Regions from separate parts of the Homo sapiens genome. Here regions 1 and 3 are each linked to region 2. A link is a loop called in an ENCODE intact Hi-C map of the cell type or tissue named here. Cell type or tissue: IMR-90. All regions are shown on one strand. Each heading gives the region's core, and the rest is flanking DNA. Links, peaks and the distances in the headings are about the cores only.

The links. Peaks named below come from ENCODE experiments on the same cell type or tissue, not always from the same donor. Only the 100,000 strongest peaks of a DNase experiment are listed, where the experiment ranks them.
Region 1: a loop joins it to region 2, with 5 times the contacts of the local background. A loop is called at or near these places in 44 of 110 quality-filtered maps.
Region 3: it touches region 2 in a loop (4-fold over the local background); 17 of 110 quality-filtered maps call a loop at or near these places.

Annotation. Positions count from the first base shown.
Region 1 is chr4:55,550,100-55,558,427 of GRCh38, reverse strand. PDCL2 (phosducin like 2) reads left to right here. Exons shown (of 6, transcript NM_152401.3): 6 at 1,717-1,909. The coding sequence ends at 1,871. Among named protein-coding and RNA genes, the nearest start is that of CLOCK, 7.4 kb to the right of the region's middle. In IMR-90, for the core only: a CTCF peak has its summit at 3,766 (motif pointing right); a DNase peak (open chromatin) is centred at 3,777.
Region 2 is chr4:55,440,809-55,449,136 of GRCh38, reverse strand. It overlaps CLOCK (clock circadian regulator), which reads left to right. Exons shown (of 23, transcript NM_004898.4): 18 at 269-358; 19 at 4,352-4,504; 20 at 5,241-5,450; 21 at 6,503-6,705. It also overlaps a transcript of TMEM165 not described here. Among named protein-coding and RNA genes, the nearest start is that of TMEM165, 49 kb to the right of the region's middle. RefSeq lists a silencer at 1,061-1,355. In IMR-90, for the core only: a CTCF peak has its summit at 4,125; a DNase peak (open chromatin) is centred at 3,056; H3K27ac peaks cover 438 bases.
Region 3 is chr4:55,732,745-55,741,072 of GRCh38, reverse strand. No RefSeq gene overlaps it. Among named protein-coding and RNA genes, the nearest start is that of EXOC1L, 83 kb to the left of the region's middle. RefSeq lists a cis regulatory region at 6,846-7,211. In IMR-90, for the core only: a CTCF peak has its summit at 4,248 (motif pointing right); no DNase peak of the experiment used is centred there; H3K27me3 peaks cover 652 bases.

The DNA of each region.
Region 1 (8,328 bases), core at 181-8,180, 110 kb before region 2:
GGCAGCAGGAAGGAGAAGAATGAGAGCTAAGTGAAGTGGGGAAAAAGCCCCTTATAAAACCATCAGATCTTATGAGAACTCACTCAGTATCAAGAGAACAGCATGGAGGTAACAACCCCCATAATTCAATTACCTCCCACCCACAACACGTGGGGATTATAAGAACTATTGTTCAAGGTGAGATTAGGGTGAGGACATAGCCAAACCATATCAGGAATGTGTCTACTTTTTTTCTGTAAGAAAATGCAATTGTTTCAACACCATTTATTAAAATTTCACTTCATTCTTTTTTTTTTTTTTTTGAGACGGAGTCTTGCACTGTTGCCCAACTGGAGTGCAATGGCGCGATCTCGATCTCGGCCCACTACAACCTCTGCCTCCTGGGTTCAAGCGATTCTCCTGCCTCAGCCTCCTGAGTAGCTGGGATTACAGGTGCCTGCCACCACGCCCAGCTAATTTTTTTTTTTTTTTTTTTTGTATTTTTAGTAGAGATGGAGTTTCACAATGTTGGCCAGGCTGGTCTTGAACTCCTTACCTCAGGTGATCCGCCCTCCTCAGCCTTTCGAAGTGCTGCGATTACAGGTGTGAGCCACCACGCTCGGCCAACTTGTTTAATTTTATAGGCTCACAGCTGGAGGGAAATGTGCCTCAGTATAAATTGTGTCTTGAGTCTTACCTATATCTGATTTAGATGAGACTCTGGACCTTTGAGTTGATGTTGGAACAAGTTGAGACTTTGGGGGCTACTGGGATAGAATGTATGTCTTTTGCATGTGAGAGGACATGAATTTTGGGGGCTGGGGTGGAATGGTATGATTTGAATGTGTCCCCCAAAATTAGTAATCCCCAGTAAAACAGTGTTGAGAAGTGGGACCTTAAGAGGTGATTAGGTCATGAGGTCTCTGCCCTCATGAATGGATTAATGTCATTATTGCAGAAATGGAGTTGTTGTCATGAGAATGGGTTTGTTTTAAAAGTGAGTTCAGCCCTGTCTTGCTCTCTCTCACTCACCTTCTCTAACTCACTTGAATTCTGCCATGGGATAACTTCAGCAAGAAGGCCCTCACCTGATGCAGGCCCCTCAACCATGTACTTCCCAGCCTCCGGAAGTATAAGAAATAAATCTCTGTTCTTTATAAATTACTCAAGTCACAGGTATTCTGTTATCACAAAACAGACTAAGACCCAGTTTAACCATAATTTCTCCCTTTCAGTATAACTTTGCTGTATCCAATGTGTATTTTGATATTGTAGCACTTTTACTGTCACCCGGTTCTAAAGATATCATCAGGCTGGGCGTGGTGGCTCACGCCTGTAATCCCAGCACTTTGGGAGGCCAAGGTAGGGGGATCACTTGAGGTCAGGAGTTCGAGACCAGCCTGGCCAACATGGTGAAACCCTGACTCTACTTAAAAAAATAACAAAACTTAGCTGGGTGTGGTGGCGTGCACCTGTAATTGCAGCTACTCAGGAGGCTGAGGCATGAGAATCACTTGAACCTGGGAGGTGGAGGTTGCAGTGAGCCAAGATTGTGCCACTGCACTCTAGCCTGGGTGACAGAGGGAGACTCTGTCTCAAAAAAGAAAAAAAAACCTATAAATAAATATATCATCATTTCCATGGTAATATTACTAAGAGTCAACTCTTGTTTCATATAGATGAAAAATTATTCATTTTTTCAAGATTTTTAACTGAATGATGGGTTATTTATTACAGAACTTGAATGGAAGCTAGCAGAAGTTGGAGCAATACAGACTGATTTGGAAGAAAACCCCAGAAAAGACATGGTAGATATGATGGTATCTTCAATTAGAAACACTTCTATTCATGATGACAGTGATAGCTCCAACAGTGATAATGATACCAAATAGAGAGAAATATTCAATAAATAGCTTTTAGTATATGTGTACTGAATGTTTTACTTATGACTGCTTTTATATTAGGGATCAGAAAAGTCATAAATAGATTTATTTTATTTTCATTTTTATATTAGAATTATGGCATATATGTCATTTTAAAAATTTCCAGGCATTTCAGAATATTCATTGCCTCTGAAAAAAATAGTATTTGGCGGCCAGGCGTCGTGACTCACGCCTGTAATCCCAGCACTTTGGGAGGCCAAAGCGGGCAGATCACCTGAGGTCGGGAGTTCAAGACCAGCCTGACCAACATGGAGAAACCCCCGTCTCTACTAAAAATACAAAAATTAGCTGGGTGTCTTGGCACGTGCCTATAATCCCAGCTATTTGGGAGACTGAGGCAGAAGAATCGCTTGAACCCAGGAGGCAGAGGTTGTGGTGAGCCGATATCACGTCATTGCACTCTAGCCTGGGCAACAAGAGCGTAACTCCATCTCAAAACAAAACAAAACAAAACAAAAAAACAGAATTTGTGTTAAGCCTTTGGTATTTTTCTGTGGTTTATCCTTTTTCTAACACATGTTGGACAAAAACACAAATGTTACAAGACCTTTCTTGCTTACTCACTTCCAAAGAGAACTACAAATTAAAGCAATGTAAGAAAACCATGAAATTTTATTTAAGTCAACACATTTTAAAATCTAGAGACTTAAGTAAAAAGTTTTAAATTTATGGCCATAATGCTTTTTCTTTGGAATCCCTTACCTATTAAAACATTAACCACTTAATAGCATAATGCAATTAATAGATTCTGAAAAGTACATAAAAAACATCTCTATTCATTATTATCGTTCTGAGTAGTTACTATTAAGTTAGAAAATTACTAAGTATTCTCATTAATAGTTAAAGTATAGAATCATTAGAACACTACACCATGTAAGTTTCTAAATCCTGAGCAGAGGTGAGAAAAATATATTGTAGGATGACTTATATTTTAACAGTAATCACAGAAGAATTCATCATGAGAAAATATACATTAGTACACTGCAGAAGGCCTATAGGATGTTTCGTCTTGGCATAATAATGAACATCACTTTTAGAGGAAAGGTTGGTAAATCCAGCATATAATAGTTCAGTAACAGATTTTTTTCTACTTTGTTTGTATTCATGATCCATAATTCTCATTATGGATGTTCACTGATATTTGTAAGAGAATCTAGACTAGGTTTAAATGCCTAGATTACAAAAATAAATTGGTGAGAATTGAGGCAGTTGAACATTGAGTCAAGAAAAGGCTCTTTCTTGCTATTGGTGGGGGTTTAGGGATCTTAGAGGCTACAGAGAATCATGAAGTGGAAGGAAAGTTAAATACACATTTGAGTAAGGTAATGAGAATTTATTTCACCAGGTGAAATCAATTGATCTAATTCTGGGAAGGATTAGGAAAATTCTTCTGAGATACATCTTGGGACTAGATGGAGGAAAGTTCAGAGAGGTCACACACAGTGGTCTTTATTACAGCATTACACACACTTCAGGTAATTATCTAGTTTTATTTATCCAATTCCTGAACCTTCCAGAAATGGATGGATAAGTTACTATTCAGGATAAAAACAGCCGTGGAAATGAAAGGAAGAGCCATCTTCTAAAGTTACAATGTAACTCTAATGCCTATAATGCATATAACATCTAATGCATATAACCATATTTATCAAAATAACATTCATATACATTATTTTCCCCTCCAATTGAAACCAAATGCAGAAATTCCCCCAAATGTAGTCTTTTAAAAAGTAAATACATATTTGTTTTCTTTTTAAAGTTAAAAGAACAAAGGAAATAATAATAGTATTTAGGAGAGCTTAAAAAAGATATCTATTTCCCTTTGTCTTAACTCAGATCCACCAGGTGGCAGTAAGTTTTTACCCACAAACAGTTCTGGAGACTTTGACATTTGTAAAAATAATAAAATTATATCATGTTAGAACTGACTGCTTGTGATTTCAGCCCCGCTCTTTAGCAAAGTGCACACACACATTCTTTTAGCAAGGACTGATTGATGCCTACCAACACAGGTCACTACTACTTCCATACAGTGCTTCATGTATACATTCTCATTTGACTAGGGTAAAAATATTTGTCAGGATATGCAGAAATTATTTAATATGTAATATTGTTCCCCATTTTACTGAATGAATATTCAATGGGGTACAAAGTTAGTTTTTTTAATTGCCAATATTCAGTCATTTTTTGATCTATAAAAATTGATATTTTATCCTAATATTTTTGTCTATTTTTGCCAAGTGTGCTCTATTGAATCTCCCTTCTCTATAGTGCCTTTTTTGTCAAAATGTGGTAAATGTGGTCCTAGAATCAGCAGCATTCCTAAGGAGCTTGTTAGAAATGCAGAATCTCTGGCCCCATCCCAGACTAACTGAATCATAATTTTCATTTTAATGAGATCTCCAGGTGACACGCACATTAAAATTCGAGAAGCACTACACAGCAAATCCTTTAAAGACAACCTGAGCAACTTCTTTTACCCATCCCACAGTGTGGGTTATTAAGTCTGTCTAGTTGAACACTCCAGTGTCAGTTCCAAGCAAACATTCTCTGGCTGAACTCGTGACTTAAGCAACTCTGAAGATGAAAGGTGGGGTTTTTAACCAGTTTTTCCCTCTCCTTTTGAGGCAGGAGAATAAGGTCTGGAGGCAGGGAACCTAAGGCTGTTTCACTCCAACTTCTTAGAGCCAGATTTAAAGGAAAACCCTAACTTGCCATGCCTAAGTAACAAAAGGACCAGAGGCTACTTTGCAAACCCCCACCTTCTGTGCGTGGCAGATGGGAAATTGGCTGTCTGCAACCAATCACACTGCTTGCTGGCTGAGAGTTCGTTTGCAACTTTGTAACTTCACCTTAGCCTCTGATTGCTTGCTTTTGGCAACCACTCAGACCAATTGCAAGCCACCACTTCATGAAATGAAGTGGCCAATGGGAAGCCTCTAGCGGGTATTTGGACCGGAGAAGATTCTGAGCCACTACTCACGCCGGCTCCCACACTGTGAAGTGTACTTTCATTTTCAATAAATCCCTGCTTTCGTTCTTTAGTTGCTTTATTCTTTCTTTGCGGGGCGTTTTGTCCAATTCTTAGTTCAAAACGCAAAGAACTTGGACACCTTGCAGTCAAGACCCTCTATCAGTAACACTTTCAGGGCCTATCCCTCTAGTGTTGGGGACTGGGAGAGAGAATAGGGATGAAAGGGATAAATTTTCCTTAACTGTACAATGAATACTGCATCCAAATGTTCACTCTTTAATGGGGCACATTGAGTTCTCCTAGAAACTCTGAAACAGCTTCCCAACTGCACAGTCCCTCGATCAACACAGGCGATGGAGCAGTCTTAGCTCTATCTCTGCTAACTCTCTTAGTTTCCTCTCCCAGAAGTAAATCCAGCCTCTTGCTGCTAGAATTTCTTTCCCCCTTCAGGATCAAGATAGTTCAAACCTGGACAGCATTTTCTACGCAGCATCGATTGACCCATGAGAAACTTACACATCCTCGGTATCCTTGCTATACCACATGGTAGATGTTGCAGATTGCTTTATTTCAGCCCACTCCCTGGCCAGCTATTTCTCCAACTCTTTTCCTGTTTCATGTAGGTACAAGGCAATATCAGCAAGTTTGATAGTGAATGAGATGCCACTCTCCCTCCCTCATAGTCACCTAGCTGATTCTGTTGGAGTCTTGTTCACTTGGGATAGGGTGAGGCATAAAAAGGAAAGGAAAAACCATAGTACACCCCAGGAACCTGGCTTCAGTGATTCTGTCAGGTGTTTTTCCTCTTGCCAAGTGTTGAACTTATGTGGTCTGAGGGTAGAGAGTTGGAGGTTTTGGCTATGGTAGATCCCTTTTTGTCCAACTTTTATCCTTGGGTGAAGGAGTGGGTATCTGACCCCAAATGTTGGCAGCTGTTTAGAAGTTGAGGTACTTCATGCACTTGTACCCTATTTTAGATTTCAGTCAGCATCTTTTTTACAAGTATTAGCTGTATCTATTAGTGTTACATATTCTTGCTGGTTCTCAAGTATTCAATCACTAGAACGGTATTAGTCACATCATATTTCACTGACTGATTTTAGTTTGCTTCTCTTTTGTACTTTTGAGAGGTGAAGCCAGCTGGGCTTCTGGGTTGGGTGGGGACTTGGAGAATTTTTGTGTCTAGCTAAAGGATTGTAAATGCACTAATCAGCGCTCTGTGTCTAGCTAAAGGATTGTAAATGCACCAGTCAGCACTCTGTAAAAACGCACCAATCAGCATTCTGTGTCTAGCTAAGAAGGATTGTAAACACACCAATCAGCACTCTATGTCTAAAGCACTCTGTGTCTAAAGGATTGTAAACGCACCATCAGCACTCTGTAAAATGGACCAATCAGCATTCTGTAAAATGGACCAATCAGTGCTCTGTAAAATGGACCAATCAGCAGGATGTGGGCGGGGCCAAATAAGGGAATAAAAGCTGGCACCCAATCCAGCAGCAGCAACCTGCTCGGCCCCCCCTTCTACACTGCGGAAGGTTTGTTCTTTCACTCTTAACAATAACTCTTGCTGCTGCTCACTGTTTGGGTCCACACTACCTTTATGAGCTGTAACACTCACTGTGGGGGTCTGCAGCTTCATTCCTGAAGTGAGCGAGACCATGAACCCACCAGGAGGAACAAACTGCGGACACACCACCTTTAAGAGCTGTAACACTCACTGTAAAAGTCTGCGGCTTCACTCCTGAAGTCAGCAAGACCACAAACCCACTGGAAGGAAGAAATTCTGGACACATCTGAACATCTGAAGGAACAAACTCCAGACACACCATCTTTAAGAGCTGTAACACTCACTGCAAGGGTCCATGGTTTCATTCTTGAAGTCAGTGAGACCAGGAACCCACCGGAAGGAATAAATTCCGGACACACTTTCATGCACATTACTAAGGCTACCCCTTGACAATAATCTGCCTACAGTCATAATTTGGGACAAAGATGATTCTAAAAATCATCTTTCTGGCATTTCATTCACTCATTAAATCATTCATTCACCTCAGGCATTGGTGGTTTTGTTTGTTTGAGACAGACTTGCTCTGTCACCCAGGGTGGAGTGCAGCAGCACGATCTGGGCTTACTGCAGCCTCTGCCTCCCAGGTTCAAGTGATTATCCTGCCTCGACTGACTCTTGCTCTGTCACCCAGGCTGGAGTGCAGCAGCACGAACTGGGCTCACTGCAGATACTGCCTCCCAGGTTCAAGTGATTTTCCTGCCTAAGCCTCAGACTATAGACATGCACCACCACACCTGGCGAATTTTTTTGTATTTTTTAGTAGAGACAGGGTTTCACCATGTTGGCCAGGCTGGTCTCAAACTCCTGACCTCAAGTGATCTGCCTGCCTTGGCCTCCCAAAGTGCTGGGATTACAGACTTGAGGTACCACACCCAACCTGGTTTTTATTTTTAAATTTTAATTAATTTATTTTAGTGATGGGGTCTTGCTACATTGCCCAGGCTGTTCCTTAACTCCTGGGCTCAAGCAATCCTCCCGGCTCAGCTGGAACTACATGTACGTGTCACTCTACCCAGCTCACCTGAGGTATTGAAATGGATGCTACACGTATAGTGGCAAAGAAAACACATGGTTCTCGCCCTTCTGGAGTTTATCTTGTGGTGGTAGGGAAAATAGTTAATAAGAAAACAAATATCATATATACATATAACTAATATATACATAATTTAAACTTAAGTATTATGGGGGAAACTGGACACAACAGAAGAGAATAACTTTGGATATTATTGGTGGTGGGGGGGCAGGTGGGGTGTTGGAGGGAGACCTACTTAAATAGGGTAGTTAGATCTTTGAGATGTGATGGTTGAGAAGGAGCCAGCCATGAGAAAAGGTAGGAGGGGTCCAGGCAAGGGCACAGCATGCATGAAAGCCTGAGAGCAGAGATAAATTAGCAAAGAAATGAAAGGCAGTTTCTGGGTTGGAGTGTCACAGGAAAAGGAAAAAAATGGTAAGACATGAGGTTGGAGAGGTAGGGAGGGGCCAGATCAAACAGGTTATTGTGACCATAATTAGGAATTTGTATGTAATGGGAAATGACAAAAGGGGTTTTAGAAGAAAATAATGTGACTTCACTTATATTTTCAAAATAATTTGACTGCTCTGTGGAGAATAGATTGAAAGAAGCATCCAAGATATTTGTGATACAGAAGAAGAGACATCAGGTAGATAAACAGACGTGTGTATAGAGCCCAAGGGAGAAGTGAAGGCTGGAGTTAAAAATCTGTGAGTCATTTCAACTATTCTTAGGGTTCCAACAAGAAATTGTAAAGATTTACAACCACCATCGTCACCACCTAGCCTTTATGTAGCAGTTTAATTTACCTTTGATCATCACAGTTCTCTGAAATGCCTAGTCTTGTAAC
Region 2 (8,328 bases), core at 221-8,220:
GTCTAAGTTCAAATACCAATTGTCTTAAGTCTGGCCAACTTTTATTGAGAGCTTGTTCAAGGTACTGTAGGAAGTTCCTTGGAAAATAAAAGATAAATAGGGAACAGGCCTTTCCAATATAGATGAGAAGACATAGCTGTATTCAGCTAACAAAAGTATGAGGCAAATGGTAAGTTTATTAATACGAATATCATATTGATATTTCTGCTGGAAGTACTCATGTATGGGAATGAGAATCACTTCAGTGTTATTTTTTATTTTGCTCTAGTCCATAAATTCCCAGTCTGTTGGTTCATCATTAACACAGCCAGTGATGTCTCAAGCTACAAATTTACCAATTCCACAAGGCATGTCCCAGGTACTTTTTGGTTTTTGTTTCAGTTGCGTATTTGAATATGATAAATTGCTTTTAAGCTAATGTAATTTTTTTAAAAATCCAGGCTTGCTGGCAAGCACCTGTAGCCACAGCTACTTGGGAGGCTGAGGTAGGAGCACACACACACACACACACACACACACACACACACACACACACGCGCGCGTGCGCGCGCGCACATATATAATTATAGTTACAGATGCAGTGAATCTTAACTGGGGTCATTTAGGATATCTGGGGACATTTTTGATTGTTGTAATGATTGTGGGGTATCACTGGCCCTTAGTGAGCATGGTCCAGGAATACTAAATATCTTTCAGGATGCATAAGAGTCTTGCACAACAAAGAATTGTCCTGCCTAATATGCCATAACACTCCCTCATTGAGGAACACTGTAGACATAAAGATATTAAGGATGAAATGTAGCTGTTCATTTTGTTCCTCCTATGAATATTGGAAGAATTGAGTAACTTTATTTGTATACTCATTCTTTTGATATTTATTGAGTTCTTTGTGTGTAACAGGCATTGCAGATGCCGACAGTACAAATATATGAACTAAAAAACCATTACATCTAGAGGGAATGACAGATGCCTACAATACCATGCTATATTGCCTGTGCTGAAAGTATGTAAGTTGATATGTAAGCAGATTGTGTGAATCCTTAATGCAACCTGAGGAAGTGAAGGAAAACTTTCTAGGAGAATTGTTTCTTGGCCTAAGTCCAGAAGGAGGCCTGAATGTGGAAAGTAGCCAAAAAAAAGGGGGAGTAATTCCAAGAGTGATGCTGTTACTTTAGAGCCTAACTTCCCAACTTGTAATTTATGACTCTGTACTCATTCAGTGCCTCAAACACATTAAAAATACTATGGAGAAGTAGTATTTTTCTTCAACTTTTCTGTTTTGTTTGGCATTAAATATACCTTAACTTAGCAGGTCTTGATTTCAAGGAATGATCATTAATAATAGGTGAAAACAATATTTTTAAAAATAGCTCCATCTTATATGGTTATTTAATTTAAGTCATACATATATGATAGGAGATACATACTTTCTATATTATTAGTTTTTTAATCTCAGGATTCTAAAGCATTTCTTAACATGTTATGGGGATATTTTCATGAAATAAAGGATACCTACTATGTCAAAAATGTTAGTAAGCATTCATGTCTCACATTTTGTTCACCAATAAAGCCAAATGCTTTGCCTCTTAGGTCTGTGGTTTTACTTCCTGTTATCCTACCTTCTGTGTTTGTTACTATTTTCTTTTGTACTTGATAGAAATCCTTTAAGTGCTATATTGCTATCAATATAATGCTTGTCCAAAGGTACAAATAACTTTAGTTATAATAAAATAACATTTGTATGACATAAATGTAACTTTTTAATTTTTTTTTGAGACGACGCCTCACCCTGTCACCCAGGCTGGAGTGCAGTGGCGCAATCTCGGCTTACTGCAACCTCTGCTTCCTGAGCTCAGGCGATCCCGCCTCAGTCTCCCGAGTAGCTGGGACTACAGGCACATGCCACCACACCCGGCTAGTTTTTATATTTTTAGTAGAGACAGGGTTTTGCCATGTTGCCCAGGCTGGTCTCAAACTCCTGGACTCAAGCATTCTGCCCACCTCGGCCTCCCAAAGTCCTGGGATTACAGCTGTGAGCCACCATGCCCGGCCATAATTATAACATTTTGACTAATATTTAAAAAAAAACAAAAAAAAAAACTTGAGGGAGTTGAGGTACTAAATTTTTAATATTTTCTCAACCACGTTTAACATATGATATGGTCTGGTTATTGTTAATTTCTGAAATCAAAGTTGTGTGCCCTGAAATGTAATTTAGTATCCCAAATACAAACTATTGAAGATAGAGTTAAAAAGCTTTGGATGGGGAGGACATTTCTCACTTTTACATACAGTTCACTGTAAGAGGCTACTTTAAGACAGATTTCCTTCCAATAAAGTGAAACTCTTTCTGCTCTTATACTGTATCATATACTGAAAATTCATGGGAATAATTAAAGAGCCTGTATAGACTTAAGAGATGAATCACCAAATGTGGGTAAATTATAAGCAGAAGAAAATAGGAGCTGCTCATGACTCAAGTAAAACAGAGAAATAAGATTGAAAATATAATTTTATTTTCATTCATGTATGCGTTTATTCATTCATACTTGCCTAGTCTTTAAAAGCCCATGTTCTATACTTATCTGAGGATAGTTTCCATTGAAGATAAAAGTGAAAATATTATTGGTTATCTGTCAGATTTTTGCAACTTTGGGTAATTCTACTCATGTACACATAGAGGGCATTCTAGGGATGACAGAAATTGATACAAATTAACTCCAGGTGCAGACTACTTTTTCCTTTGTTAAGGGGTAAAAATGAAGCTAAGAAGTTAAATAAGGCTGGGCATGGTGGCTTGTGGGAGGATTGCCTGAGCTCAGGAGTTCTACAACAGACTAGGCAACATAGTGAGACCCCATCTCTTAAAAAAAACATTAGCCGGGCATGGTGGCATATGCCTGTAGTCCCAGCCACTTGAGAGGCTGAAGTGGGAGGATTGCTTGAGCCTGGGTGGTTGAGGCTGCAATAAGCTGTGATCACACCACTGCATTCCAGCTTGGGTGACTCTGTCTCAAAAAAAAAAAAAAAAAAAAGAAGTTAAATTTTTTTCCAGTAAGTGGTAGCCACAATATGAGCTCAGGTCTTGTAAATCCAGGGTGTATGTGTAATCAGTCAAGTATCCAGTCAGAAGCCAGAAGCATACCAGAAATTTGAACAGGAATAATATAAAAAATTATTAACTGGTAACACGGATTAACTCCTAAAAGAAGTAAAGAGAACCTAAAGAATATAGGAATAAAGCTGGGTGTGGTGGCTCATGCCTGTATTCTTAGCACTTTGGAAGGCCGAAGTAGGAGGACTTCTTGAGCCAATGAGTTCAAGACCAGCATGGGCAACATAGCAAGACCCTATTTTTACAAGAAAATACATTTTTATGTTAGCCAGGTGTGGTGGTGCATGCCTGTAGTCCCAGCCACTGGGGAGGCTGAGATGGGAGGAGCTCTTGAACCCAGAAAGTTAAGGCTGTAGAGAGCCATGATCGCACCACTGCTTTCCAGCCTGGGTGACAGAGTGAGATCCTGTCTCAAAAAAAAAAAAAAAAAAAAAAAAAAGAATATAGAAATAGCAGATGCAGAGAGCAACCACTAGCTGTAAGGTAGATGGAGAGTACCCAAGGAAGGAACATACTTAGAAGACTCCCCACAAGCTCCTAACCTCCTCTTCCCCCATGCCAGGCTAAGATGCAGATCTTCTTGGGGCAAATGTGGCTATAGCAACTGGATAATAGAGAAGTTCACTGACATGCCACAGATTAGAGGTAGAGAGCTGGAAGCCATCAGCTGGGGTACTGGTAAAGCTTGCAGGGAAGCTGCCCACTAGGATGTCATTGAGACTTGCTGGAAAGCCACCTGCCGGGGCAGGTGTATGTAAAAGTGAGAAATGTCCTTCCCATCCAAAGCTTTTTAACTCTATCTTCAATAGTTTGTATTTGGGATACTAAATTACATTTCAGGGCACACAACTTTGATTTCAGAAATTAACAATAACCAGACCATATCATATGTTAAACGTGGTTGAGAAAATATTAAAAGCTTCCCGTTGGCACCCTGACATAAGAGCAAGAAGCACCAGAACCAGGAGTTGAGCACTTTCTTGGCAGTGTCCCTCCAGCACCACCTACTGATGTGGATAACTTTGTGCCTGCTGGCAAAGGAGAAATATTTTGAAGGTCCAGGTCCAATATTACAAAGCAGAGCAAAGATGGGTGGATTAGAAACTAAGGGACATAACTAGTGAAGGATGTTATCATCCTTCACTCATGTTATACTGCTTACTTTTCATGTTGTGCAATTATAAGGAGTAAGTAATTCTAAAATATATTACACTTTTTCCGTACATGGTACTTCAGTTTCAGTTTTCAGCTCAATTAGGAGCCATGCAACATCTGAAAGACCAATTGGAACAACGGACACGCATGATAGAAGCAAATATTCATCGGCAACAAGAAGAACTAAGAAAAATTCAAGAACAACTTCAGATGGTCCATGGTCAGGGGCTGCAGGTAATTGTTATATTTGAATACAAACAAAGCATCCCATTCACATTTTGGATTTCTAGGAAAATTAACTTTTCTTAATTAAAAGTGAGATGCAAGAGATACGTTTTATCAATTCAGTTCAATAAATATTCACTGGTTACCTACTCAGTATGATTATACTTACAGTCTCTAAAGATAATTTGTTTCTGAGGGTATTTCTGTCAACATCCTTGTTTCTCCAGTCATCTTTTTTTACCAGTCCAAATTTTAGTAAGTTTGAATCCATAATATAAAAATTATATTTTACATAAAGTTTTAGGTACATCTTGGGTACAGAATTTATAAATCAATCATCAGTAATATTTTTATTAAGATACCAGTATGTATGATTCAAATTAGTCTTATATGACCAACCAGCAGGACCACTCTAGGAGACTATGACTTTGGTAAAGGGAAACTTGGAGTGAAAACTACTTCTGTGTGATGTTATAAATTATAAATGATAAGTGATACAGAGCTGTCAATCCACAGACTAACACTAGTTACACTTTTTCTAACAATTGGAAACAAGATAACTGAAAGATTGAATATAAAGTTTCATATTTTATTCACTACTTATTTATTGCTAATTCTTCAAAGTGACTTAGCCTTGTTACTTGCTTTTTAAACATACTTTGTAGCTTGATTTTGCCTTCTTTTTAATGCTCATTCTTCTTTTCAATCTACAAAGCTCATTTTAACATAATCTTTATTTTTAAAGATGTTTTTGCAACAATCAAATCCTGGGTTGAATTTTGGTTCCGTTCAACTTTCTTCTGGAAATTCATCTAATATCCAGCAACTTGCACCTATAAATATGCAAGGCCAAGTTGTTCCTACTAACCAGATTCAAAGTGGAATGAATACTGGACACATTGGCACAACTCAGCACATGATACAACAACAGACTTTACAGAGTACATCAACTCAGGTAATGTTACTGAGCACAGCGGGCTATGGAGTGATCAGTGGTTGGAAGGCACACTATTGCTGAAGCAGAAATAAAGCTCTAATGATAAAATATCATTTCAAAATTTAATAGTATTTAGAAAGTATAGTATTGAGAGTGATTATTAAAATATTTTGTGCAAATCATGTTAGTATCAAATATTTTCAGCTTTTTTTTTTCTTTTTTTTTTTTTGAGACGGAGTTTTGCTCCTGTTGCCCAGGCTGGAGTGCAATGGCGTGACCTTAGATTACTGCAACCTCCGCCTCCTGGGTTGAAGCGATTCTCCTGCCCCAACCTCCCGAGTAGCTGGGATTATAGGCACCCACCACCATGCCAGGCTGATTTTCATATTTTTAGTAGAGATGGGGTTTCACCATGTTGGCCTGGCTGATCTCAAACTCCTGACCTCAGGTGATCGCCCACCTCAGCCTCCCAAAGTGCTGGGATTACAGGTGTGAGCCACTGCGCCTGGCTGAGCTTTAAAATATGTCACAATCTGTTTAAAGATGTAGTCTAGTAGTTATACCAAGTTCTTGTAACTTAGACTATTTCTGTGTTTAAAAGGTATGACTTGCTCAAGAGGCTGACCAGGAAGCCTGTTCCCATATGTGCAGAATAGACTGTTGGGGGAGGGGGCATAATGGTTTATTGAATATTCCAGAAAATGTTGGTAATTACTGTAGATCTGTGACTGTAAATCCCAAGGATTTAAATGAAAAATAGAAAAATGCCCACTAATTAGTCATTCACTTTGGGCATTTAACAGAAATTCTTTGAGTATATTTTATATCATCTCTATTACAATCACACTCCTTTCTAAAGTCATAGCTTGCCTTCCAGCAAGATATTCAAGACTAATTCATTCTCAGTTACCACGAGTCATTCCTTTGTGGTTATATTTCCCCCAGAGTAATATATCCTGCCACTTCTTTCTCTGTCATATTGTCATATTGTTAGAATGATGAATTCTAGCATACTTCCCAAATAATTATTTTCAGTTAATCTGTCTATAAAATCTCTTTATTTTTAACAGAGTCAACAAAATGTACTGAGTGGGCACAGTCAGCAAACATCTCTACCCAGTCAGACACAGAGCACTCTTACAGCCCCACTGTATAACACTATGGTGATTTCTCAGCCTGCAGCCGGAAGCATGGTCCAGATTCCATCTAGTATGCCACAAAACAGCACCCAGAGTGCTGCAGTAACTACATTCACTCAGGACAGGCAGATAAGGTAGTTGTCATATTTCATTTGTTATTTTTAAAATTGTAAACCGATTGATTAGAAAACAATAATTTGATTTCTTAATCAAATTTTTTAATGTGATTTTAATGAGATGCTCACTGCAGCCAATGTTCTTAAATTTGAAATAAAAACACTGAATGTATTCATTGTTTAAAGACTTCATAATTAAAGGGTAACAACAAATTTTTTTTCTTGTCCAAAAATATGCTACAAAATATTATAGAATACAAATTCTGCAGCACACTGTTAGAAAAGGTTTATGACAGGCTCTGTGTCACTGTGAAGCTTTTGTCTTTTCAATATAGATGCTAGAGAATTTCCATGTAGTAACAGTGGTTAGGGTAGCTTACCTTTTTTAAGTTTGTTAAATGCTCAAAATATATTATCTCAAATAGTCATTTATTAAAAGAAAATGTATGTGAGGGCCTCCTTTTATTTCCCAGATAAGAAAAAAGTGAGTTTTCAGTAATTAGCCAAGGGATCTATAGCTAGTTAAGGTGATGAGGAAGGGAACTCTGAACACAGACCTTGGTGTCTTCATTTCAGTGCTTGAGTGCTTAAGCATATATTACAGGAAGGTTTTGTGGACTGCTCTGGAAAAACAACCATCTATAACTTATTTTAGTGCACTGATCACCTGAGTAGTGCACATTCTATCCAATATGTAGTTTTTTATCCCTCACCCCCACCATCCTCCTCCAAAGTCTATTATATCACTCTGTATGCCTTTGCTGTACCCATAGCTTAGCTCCCACTTACAAGTGAGAATATATGGTGTTTGGTTTTCCATTCCTGAGTTACTTCACTTAGAATAATGGCCTCCAGCTCCATCCAAGTTGCTGCAAAATGCATTATTTTTTCTTTTTTTATGGCTGAGTAGTAGGCCATGGTGTATACATACCACATTTTCTTTCTCCACTCATTGGTTGATGGGCACTTAGGTTGATTCCATATCTTTGGAATTGTGAACTGTACTGCGATAGCCATATGTATGCAGGTGTCTTTTTGATACAGTGACTTCTTTTCCTTTGGGTAGATACCCAGTAGTGGGATTGCTGGATCAAATGGTAGATCTACTTTTAGTTCTTTGAGAAATCTCACGTTCCCACCAGCAGTGTGTAAGTGTTTTCACCACATCTGTGCCAACATTATTGTTTTTTGACTTTTTAGTAATGGCCAGTCTGGCTGGGTAAGGTGATATTTAATTGTGGTTTTAAGTTGAGTTTCCCTGAACATCTATCTTTTGAGGGGGACAGAAACCACATCTTAGCAAACATTTGAAGGCCTACCTAGATGAGTATGGCATCGTTCCTTCCCCAAGGGAAAGACCAAACTAGTAAAAGCAATAGAAAGATAAATCGGTATTGTTTGGGGTGATGAATACTTCAGAGGTCTTTAGAAAGGAGGAAGTGAGCAGTTTTTTGTTGTGTTGTGTTTTGTTTTGTTTTGTTTTTGTAAGCAGTTTCATGGGTTGAGGCAAGCAGGTGAATAAAGGTGTGGTCAGGAAAGCTTCACCAAGGCAGAGATACTTGCCCTGACTCTTCAAGACTTGAGCTTGGCTTTGGATGTGGGTGTGGCATGGAGTCTAGGGAGGCATTCTGGGCAGAGGGA
Region 3 (8,328 bases), core at 181-8,180, 290 kb before region 2:
TTTCTTAGCATGTCAATTATATATTTTTAAACTTGTTTCTAGTAGTTGCCCTAGAGTTTGTAATGTACATTTGCAGGTAATCCAAGCCCACTCTCTCAACACTATACCACTTAATGGCAAGTACTTTATAATAACAAAATATTCCTAATTCCTTCCTCTCCTTCAAATCATTTTTGCCATGAAATTTGTTACTAAAACATCACACTCTATGAGTTTTTTTCATGCCAAACAAAAAGTAGAAACAAACAAAACCCCATGTACTGTTTCCCAAAGAACTGTAAGGAAATTAATTTTTTTCTCTTTGACTGTCTTAATTCCATCAACATCTTTCCTAAATCAGTTAGCAGTAAAGTGCTTCTGGTTGCCCCACTAGGGTGTATAAATGAGTAGGTTTTATAAATGGTCAAAATTAGAATCCAAATATTTAACTTACACATTTTAAACTTAAATATGGATTAATCTGACAGTACACATCTGAAGCCTATAAACTCTATAACTGCTTTTCTTAGCTTTGCTCAGCAGCTTCTCATTGGAGCCAAAATCTGAACCTCAGATTATTTCAAGACAAACGTCATTCTCATGGATAAAAGGTCACTGCCAGGATATCTCAATTTTATATGATCCTGTGATGTGATTATGTCAAGAATGGGGGTAGATAATGTGGATTCAGAGTGTGAGAGGCGATAGAGATCCTTGGGAATAATAAAAGTCGTTTGTTCAGAGAACAGAGTGGATTTTATCCTCAGACTTATTCTTTACTCATGTTGTATCATCCAGTGAGTTGTCTATATTCCTACCACTTTATTATTTTTTAAATATATTTTTATTTCAATAACTTTTGGGGTCCAAGTGGTTTTTGGTTACATGGATGAATTATGTAGTAGTGAATTCTGAGATTTTAGTGCGCTTGTCACCCAAGTAGTGTACATTGTACCCATGTGTAGTTTTTCTTTATCCCTCACTCCACTCCCACCCTCCTCCTACTATATCCAAAGTTCATTACATCACTTTGTATGCCTTTGCATACTCACAGCTCATCTTCCACTTACAATCAAGAACATACGGTATTTAGTTTTCTATTACTGAGTTACTTCACTTAGAAAAATGGATTACAGGCACGATTAATAGTTGCTGCAAAAGACATTATTTTGTTCCTTTTTATGGCTGAAGAGTATTCCGTGGGTGTATATATAGATGCCATATTTTCTTCATCCACTAATCAGTCAATGGACACTTAGGTTGGTTTCGTATCTTTGCAATTGTGAATTGTGCTGTAATAAACATATGTATGCATGTGTCTTTCATATAATGACTTCTTGTCCTTTGGGTAGATATTCAGTAGTGGGATTGCTGGATTGAATGGTAGATCTACTTTTAGTTCTTTAAGGAATCTCCACACTGTTTTCCATAGAGATTGTACTAATTTACATTCCCACCAGCCATGTATAAGCATTCCCTTTTCACCACATCCATGCCAACATCTATTGTTTTTTGACTTTTTAATAATGGCCATTCTTGCAGGATTAAGGTGGTATCTCATTGTGGTTTTAATTTGCATTTCCCTGATTATTAGTGATGTTAAGTACTTTTTCATATGTTTCTTGGCCATTTGTATACCCCCTTTTCTTTTGAGAAATATCTACTCATATCATTTGCCCACTTTTTGATAGATTATTTTTTTCTTGCTGATTTCTTTGAGTTCCTTGTAGGTTATGGATACAAGTCCTTTGTCAGATGCATAGCTTGCAATATTTTCTCCCATTCTGTGCGTTATCTGTTTCCTTTGATAACTATTTCATTTACTGTGCAGAAGCTTTTTAGTTTAATTAGATCCCATTTATTTATTTTTGTTTTTGTTGCATTTACTTTTGGGGTTTTAGCCATGAATTCTTTGCCTAGACCAATGCCCGAAACAGTTTTTCCAATGTTATCTTCTAGAATTTTTATGGTTTCAGGTTTAGATTAAGTCTTTCATCCATCTTGAGTTGATTTTTATTTAAGGTGAGAAATGGGGATCCAGTTTCATTCTTCTACATGTGGCTTGCCAATTGCCCCAGCACCATTTGTTGAATAGGGTATTCTTTCCCCAATTTATGTTTTTGTTTGCTTTGTCGAAGATCAGTTGGCTGTAAGTATTTGGCTTTATTTCTATGTTCTCTATTCTGTTCCATTGGCCTATGTGCCTATTTTTATACCACTATTATGTTGTTTTGGTAACTGTAGCCTTGGAGTATAATTTGAAGTCTGGTAATGAGATGCCTCCAGATTTGCTCTTTTTGTTTAGGATTTCTTTGGGTATGCGGGCTCTTTTTTGGTTCCATATCAATTTTAGGATTGTCTTCTCTAATTCTGTGAAAAAATAATGTTGGTAATTTGATGGGAATTGTATCAGATCTATAGATTGCTTTGGGCAGTATGGTGATTTTCACAACATTAATTATTCCAATCCATGAGCATGGGATATTTTTCCATTTGTTTGTATCATCTGTTATTTCGTTCAGCAGTGTTTCGTAGTTCCCCTTGTAGAGATTGTTTACCTCCTTGACTAAGTATATTCCTAGGTATTTTACTTTTCTTGCAGCTGTTGTAAAAGGAATTGAGTTTATTGGTTTTTTTGTTTTGTTTTTGAGATGGAGTCTCACTCTGTCACCCAGGCTGGAGTGCAGTGGCGCAGTCTCGGCTCACTGAACCTCTGCCTCCTGGGTTCAAGCTATTCTCCTGCCTCAGCCTCCCGAATAACTGGGATTACAGGCACGCACCACCATGCCTGGCTAATTTTGAGTTCTTGATTTGATTCTCAGCTTGGTTATTGTTAGTGTATAGAAGTGCTACTGATTTGTGTACACTGATTTTGTAACCTGAGACTTTACCAAATTCATTGATCAAATCTGGGAGTCTTTTTGAGCAGTCTTTAGGGTTTTGTAGGTATATCATTGGCAAACAGTGATAGTTGGACTCCCTCTTTTCCAATTTGGATATTCTTTATTTCTTTCTCTTGCCTGATTGCTCTGGCTAGGACTTCTAGTACTGTGTTAAATAGAAGTGGTGAAAATGGGCATCTTGTCTTGTTCCAGTTCTCAGTGTGGAATGCTTTCAACTTTTCCCCATTCAGTATGATGTTGGCTGTGGGTTTGTCATATATAGCTTTTATTATTCTGAATTAAGTCCCTTCTATGCCTAGTTTGTTGAGAATTTTTCTCATAATGGGCTGCTGGATTTTATTGTTTTTCCTGTGTCTATTGAGATGATAATATGGTTTTTGTTTTTAATTCTGCGTATGTGATGTACCACATTTATTGACTTGCATATGTCAAACCATCCCTGCATCCCTGGGATGAAACCCACTTGATCATGGTGTATTGCTTTTTTGATGTTTCCCACCACTTTAAATCAGAGGTTGGCCCATGCGCCATTTCTGGTCTGCAGGTATGTTTTGAAAATTTGCTAACATTTAAATACTTAAGGATCTTCATAAAAATAAAAATCAAGTTTTTGGCTTCTCTTTAAAAAACTAAAAGCAGCAGCTGGATCAGAATAATGTGTACCCCCATAGACAAGCTTTGAGGTCTCCAGGTCCTCAGTCTCCCCACTCCCTAGTGTCTTATATCTTTCCTGTTCCATTCATTCATATTACATGTGGGTCATGTGAGATCAGATACCTTTAAGAAGGTTGCAGTAAACCAGCTTGCCTCTCTTTCAAAAGCTATTGGGTAGCTTACTCAGAACAACAGGCAAAAACACTGAAAATTAGTCAATTTTAGGCATTATTTACAAATAAAATAGGAAAGAGGGGTTCTATTGGAATGAATGTTGTGTGTACAACAGACATACAAACAAACAAAAACTCCACCTTGGGGAAATACAGGCCCATCCTTAGGTAAAAAGATTCAGTCTCTGAAAGACAACTGAATTTTGCAACTCTATATTTGCCTTTCTACTTGAAATTTAGAGACCTTGTAGATCTTATTAAACCAAGCATAAGTAAGTGAGCTCCTTACCCACTCTGAGGACTCATCAATACCAGTAGATGATGTGGACAAGTTCTAAGGTATAAACAAAATAGGAGGGAGGAAATGACTAGGTAGGAAATGAAAAGAGTGAGAGAAAGAGAGAGAGAAGGGGAAAAAGAGAACTAAAGGAGAGGGAAAAGAATAGAAGAAGTGAGCCTCATAAGGGTTCCAATACTTCTTATTTCGGAGCCAGTTTTAAGATTCATTTTTGTTTTGGACTGTTATCGTTAATTAATCCACCAGGTGGTGCTCTGAAATACCAAATAAACTTCAGTCTTTAATTTTAAAAATTACATTTACTACACCTTCCACCTATTATCGAAGGTGGAAAAGATACATGGCCAACCACCCTTTATTTGAAAATATTTATACTGTATAAAAACATACAAGATTTGTATTTGAAAGATGACATTTAGGAGGAAAACTAGAGATTGCTGTTTAAATTATTTTTTATTTTCTTGGATATAAAGTATACAATTTTAAAAATCAAGAGAATTGCAATAAATATTTGGACCAAAAAAATCTATATGTTTACATATCCTCCTTGAAGTTCCTTAGGACTGACACTGGCTCCATTGGAGCCGTCGGCCCCCACTGTGTGTCTGTGAAATGCTGTGGAATACTGTGAAAAGTTCATGGGAGGAGTCTAGTTTTCTGGATCCAACCTGGCCTCACCAAACACACTCTAGCCCTATACTCCAAGTTTTGGTTGCTGCTTTTGGTTCATCTTCATCCTCAGGGGACCCTGCAGAAGCTTGTTCATCCAACCCACTGATTTCCTCTTGACTGCCTCCACACATCATTTGCAGAGAGGTCTGACCCTTATTTCCCTCCCATAGGCACTGGAAGTGAATTTAGACCAATTTTTAAAGTCTCTAATTTATGATACAATGTAATTTAAAGGGGAAAACATAAATGACACAATGGGAAATATGCATTGGGGGCTGTGTTCTCAAAGATTTGGCACTAAAAAATAATGAGGACAAATGACAATGGGAATACAGCAATGGTATCTTTGGAGTCAGCTGGTCCTAAGTTCAAATTCTGACTGCCCCCCTTCTTAAGTGTGTTATTTTGGCAAAATTCATTTCTCTTTGAACTTCACTTTTCTCTCCTATATAATAAGGCTAATTCCTACTTTGCATGGTTGTTGTGGGAATTAAATAAGATCATATGCTTAAAGCACCTAGGTTAGTAGGCTGCCTATCAATTTCAGTACCTTTTCCTTTCCCTTCCTTACCTTATTCCTGTGCTCTAACTCAAAATTGTACCCCAGTGCCAGTAACAGGGATGCTGCTGCGTTCCCCTCAACTTTACGCCTACCTTGGTAATCTGCTTCCAAATCTTCCTGATGCTGACCACTGGCTGGATCTCTACCATCTTGTTACTTTCAGTTCCCTGTCGGCCCATGCACTGCTGGGATAACCACCTGATGTGTTTTTTTGTACCTCTTTGGGGCTAGTTGCCTGCCCACCTTCTTGAATGGCTATCCCTGACAACTGGGTATGTCCACCACTCCCCTTGACCTAACAAAATCCCCCTTCCTGCTGCTGGGTTAGCCATTCCCCAACCCCCAAATGTTACCCTGCCTCCAAATCACCGGGCCTGATGCTTCAGAAAAGAGCTGTTCAGCTGCACTGTGCATAGTATCTCTTTGCCACCTGCACATGTTCAGAAAGGCTGTGATTTTTTTCCAGCTTTTATTTTAGATTCAGAGGGTATATGTGTAGGTTTGTTGCAAAGGTGTATGGCATGATGCTGAGGTTTGGAGTATGGTTGAATGTGTTACCTAGGTGGTGAGCAGAGTATCCAATAGGTAGTTTTTCAACCATTGCCCCCCTTCCTCCCTCCCCACTCTTGTTGTCCCCAGTATCTATTGTTCCTATCTTTATGTTCATATATACCCAATGTTTAGCTCCCACTTATATGTGAGAACACATGGTATTTGGTTTTCCATTTCTGTGTTAGTTCATTTAGGATAATGGCCTCCAGTTGCATCTATGTTGCTGCAAATTATAAAATTTCATTCTTTTTTATGGCTGCATAATTTTCCATGGTGTATATGTGCCACATTTCCTTTAGTAAATCCACCAATGATGGGCATTAAGGTTGATTCCATGTCTTTGCTATTGTCTCTATATTTGTTGTTTTTTTGTTTTTCAAAAAGAGTATGATCTAAAAAGAGTGACTGACCGGGTCTTGCTCTGTTACCCAGGCTGGAGTTCTGTGGTGTGATCATAGCTTGCTGCACCTCAAGCTCCTGGGCGCAAGCAATACTCCTGCCTCGGCTTCTTAAGTAGCTGGGACTACATGCACATGCCACCATGCCCAGTTAATTTTATTTAAGTTATTTTTTGTAAAGAAAGGGTTTCACTATGTTTCCCAGACTGTTCTTGAACTCGTGGCCTCAAGGGATCCTTCTGCCTTGACCTCTAAAAACACTGGAATTACAGGTGTGAGCCACTGTGCCTGGCCTTGCTATTGTGAATAGCGCTGCAATGAATATACAGGTGCGGGTCTTTTTGGTAGAATGATTTATTTTCCTTTGGGTATATACTTGGTAATGGGATTGCTGGGTTGAATGGTCATTCAACTCTTCTTTGAGAAATCTCTAAACTGCTTTCCACAGTGGCTAAACTAATTTACATTCCACCAATATATTCACATTGAGTATAAGTGTTCCCTTTTCTCCACAGCCCTGCCAACATCTGTCATTTTTTGACTTTTGAACAAAAGCAGAAAGGCTGTGATTTTTAAAGTGGAGCTGGGAAGTGGTCTGTCTGTCCAGATAGAGACTGCTGGTCTCTGCTAGTACAGCTTGAAGATCAGCAAGCATGCCACCTGGGGCATTGCACCACCATAAAACCTGTTTCTTTCCAGGCAGGAGTCCACCTAAGGCAGCATTGCCACAGCTGTAATAGGAAGTCTGAAAGGTGAGGTGAGGTGTTCCAGGGGAGACCGAGTAAGAAGCTCTGTATTTGTGTGCATTTGGAGCAGGTAGTCCAGGCCAAAGGCCCCAACGCAGTGAGTCATATGAGGCTGTACAACTGGAAAGCTGCCAGCTGGGCACACCCATTAGGATACATGTTCCTGCAGTGGCTTAGCAGAACTTTCCTATTAATATTTATTTAAATACCAACTCTACAGTTTCTGGACATAACTTTATATACCATCTTTCTGAAACTGTTTTTATGCCAAAACGAGTCCTTTAGAAAGTCCATTTATCTGAATTACTTTTTATTCTTCAAACTTATACAGCCACAAATGCTTCTTCTGTTAGGAAGAATTGACTGTTTTGTTAACATTTAGCTTCATGTGGGTTTTACATTAAATTCTTAAAATCCAAGGCTATAAAATTCTGAGAGAATAAACGTATCTTAATAGAAACTTTGCAAATGCGCCACTTTATTAGTGATGGAAATGGTTATGAAAATCTGCTGCTTTTCATAGATAGTGCCAGTTACAGATAGAGAAATATTGTGGTAATCAGCATTTGATCAAGCTCTGGGTTCTGTGAAACTGATTCTTAATGCAAATTTTATCTCGAAAACTTTAGTCTGCTCTCCTAAAATAGCAATAGCCATTTTGAGCCATGGACTAAAATGCTTATGGTCCCAAGGATCCTAATATCATAGTTTGTAGGGAAGTCAGAATATGATGCTTCAACTTGCCAAAGCTGTTTCTTCTTAATCACCTCCAAAAAAGTTAAATTATTAACTGTGCAATTCATTCCAAATTGCATGTCACCATTCTCTCTTTATTTTTAATTTCAAAAAAACTATTCTGATCACTTTATTTTCTTGAATAGAGCACATGGAAAACAAATGTTTAGATAATAAGGTGTTGGTCTTATTTTAAATTTTGCTTAATTGGAACTTTAAAAATCAATGTGAAGGCTGGATCTTAAAGGCAAGCTTAAAAAGACAGTCACAGCCGGGTGCAGTGGCACATGCCTGTAGTCCCAGCTACTCATGAGGATTGCTTAAGCCCAGGAGTTTAAGTCCAGCTGGGGCAATGTAGCAAGACCCTGTCTCTCTCTCAAAAAAAAAAAGAAGCAGCAGCAGCCGGTCTCAAAGGGTTGTATACCACATGATTGATTATATAACTAACCCCAAGTGACAAAATAATAGTATGGAAAACAGATCAGAGGTTGCCTGGGACCAGCACTGGGAGAACGGTGTGATTCTCAAGGAAGAATACTGGGGGTTTCTTTGTAGTGTCAGAAGAGTTCTGTACCCTGACTGTGGTGTTGGTTATTCGAATCTGCATGTGTGATAAAACTTCAGAAAACTATAGACCAAGAAAAAAAAAAAAGAAG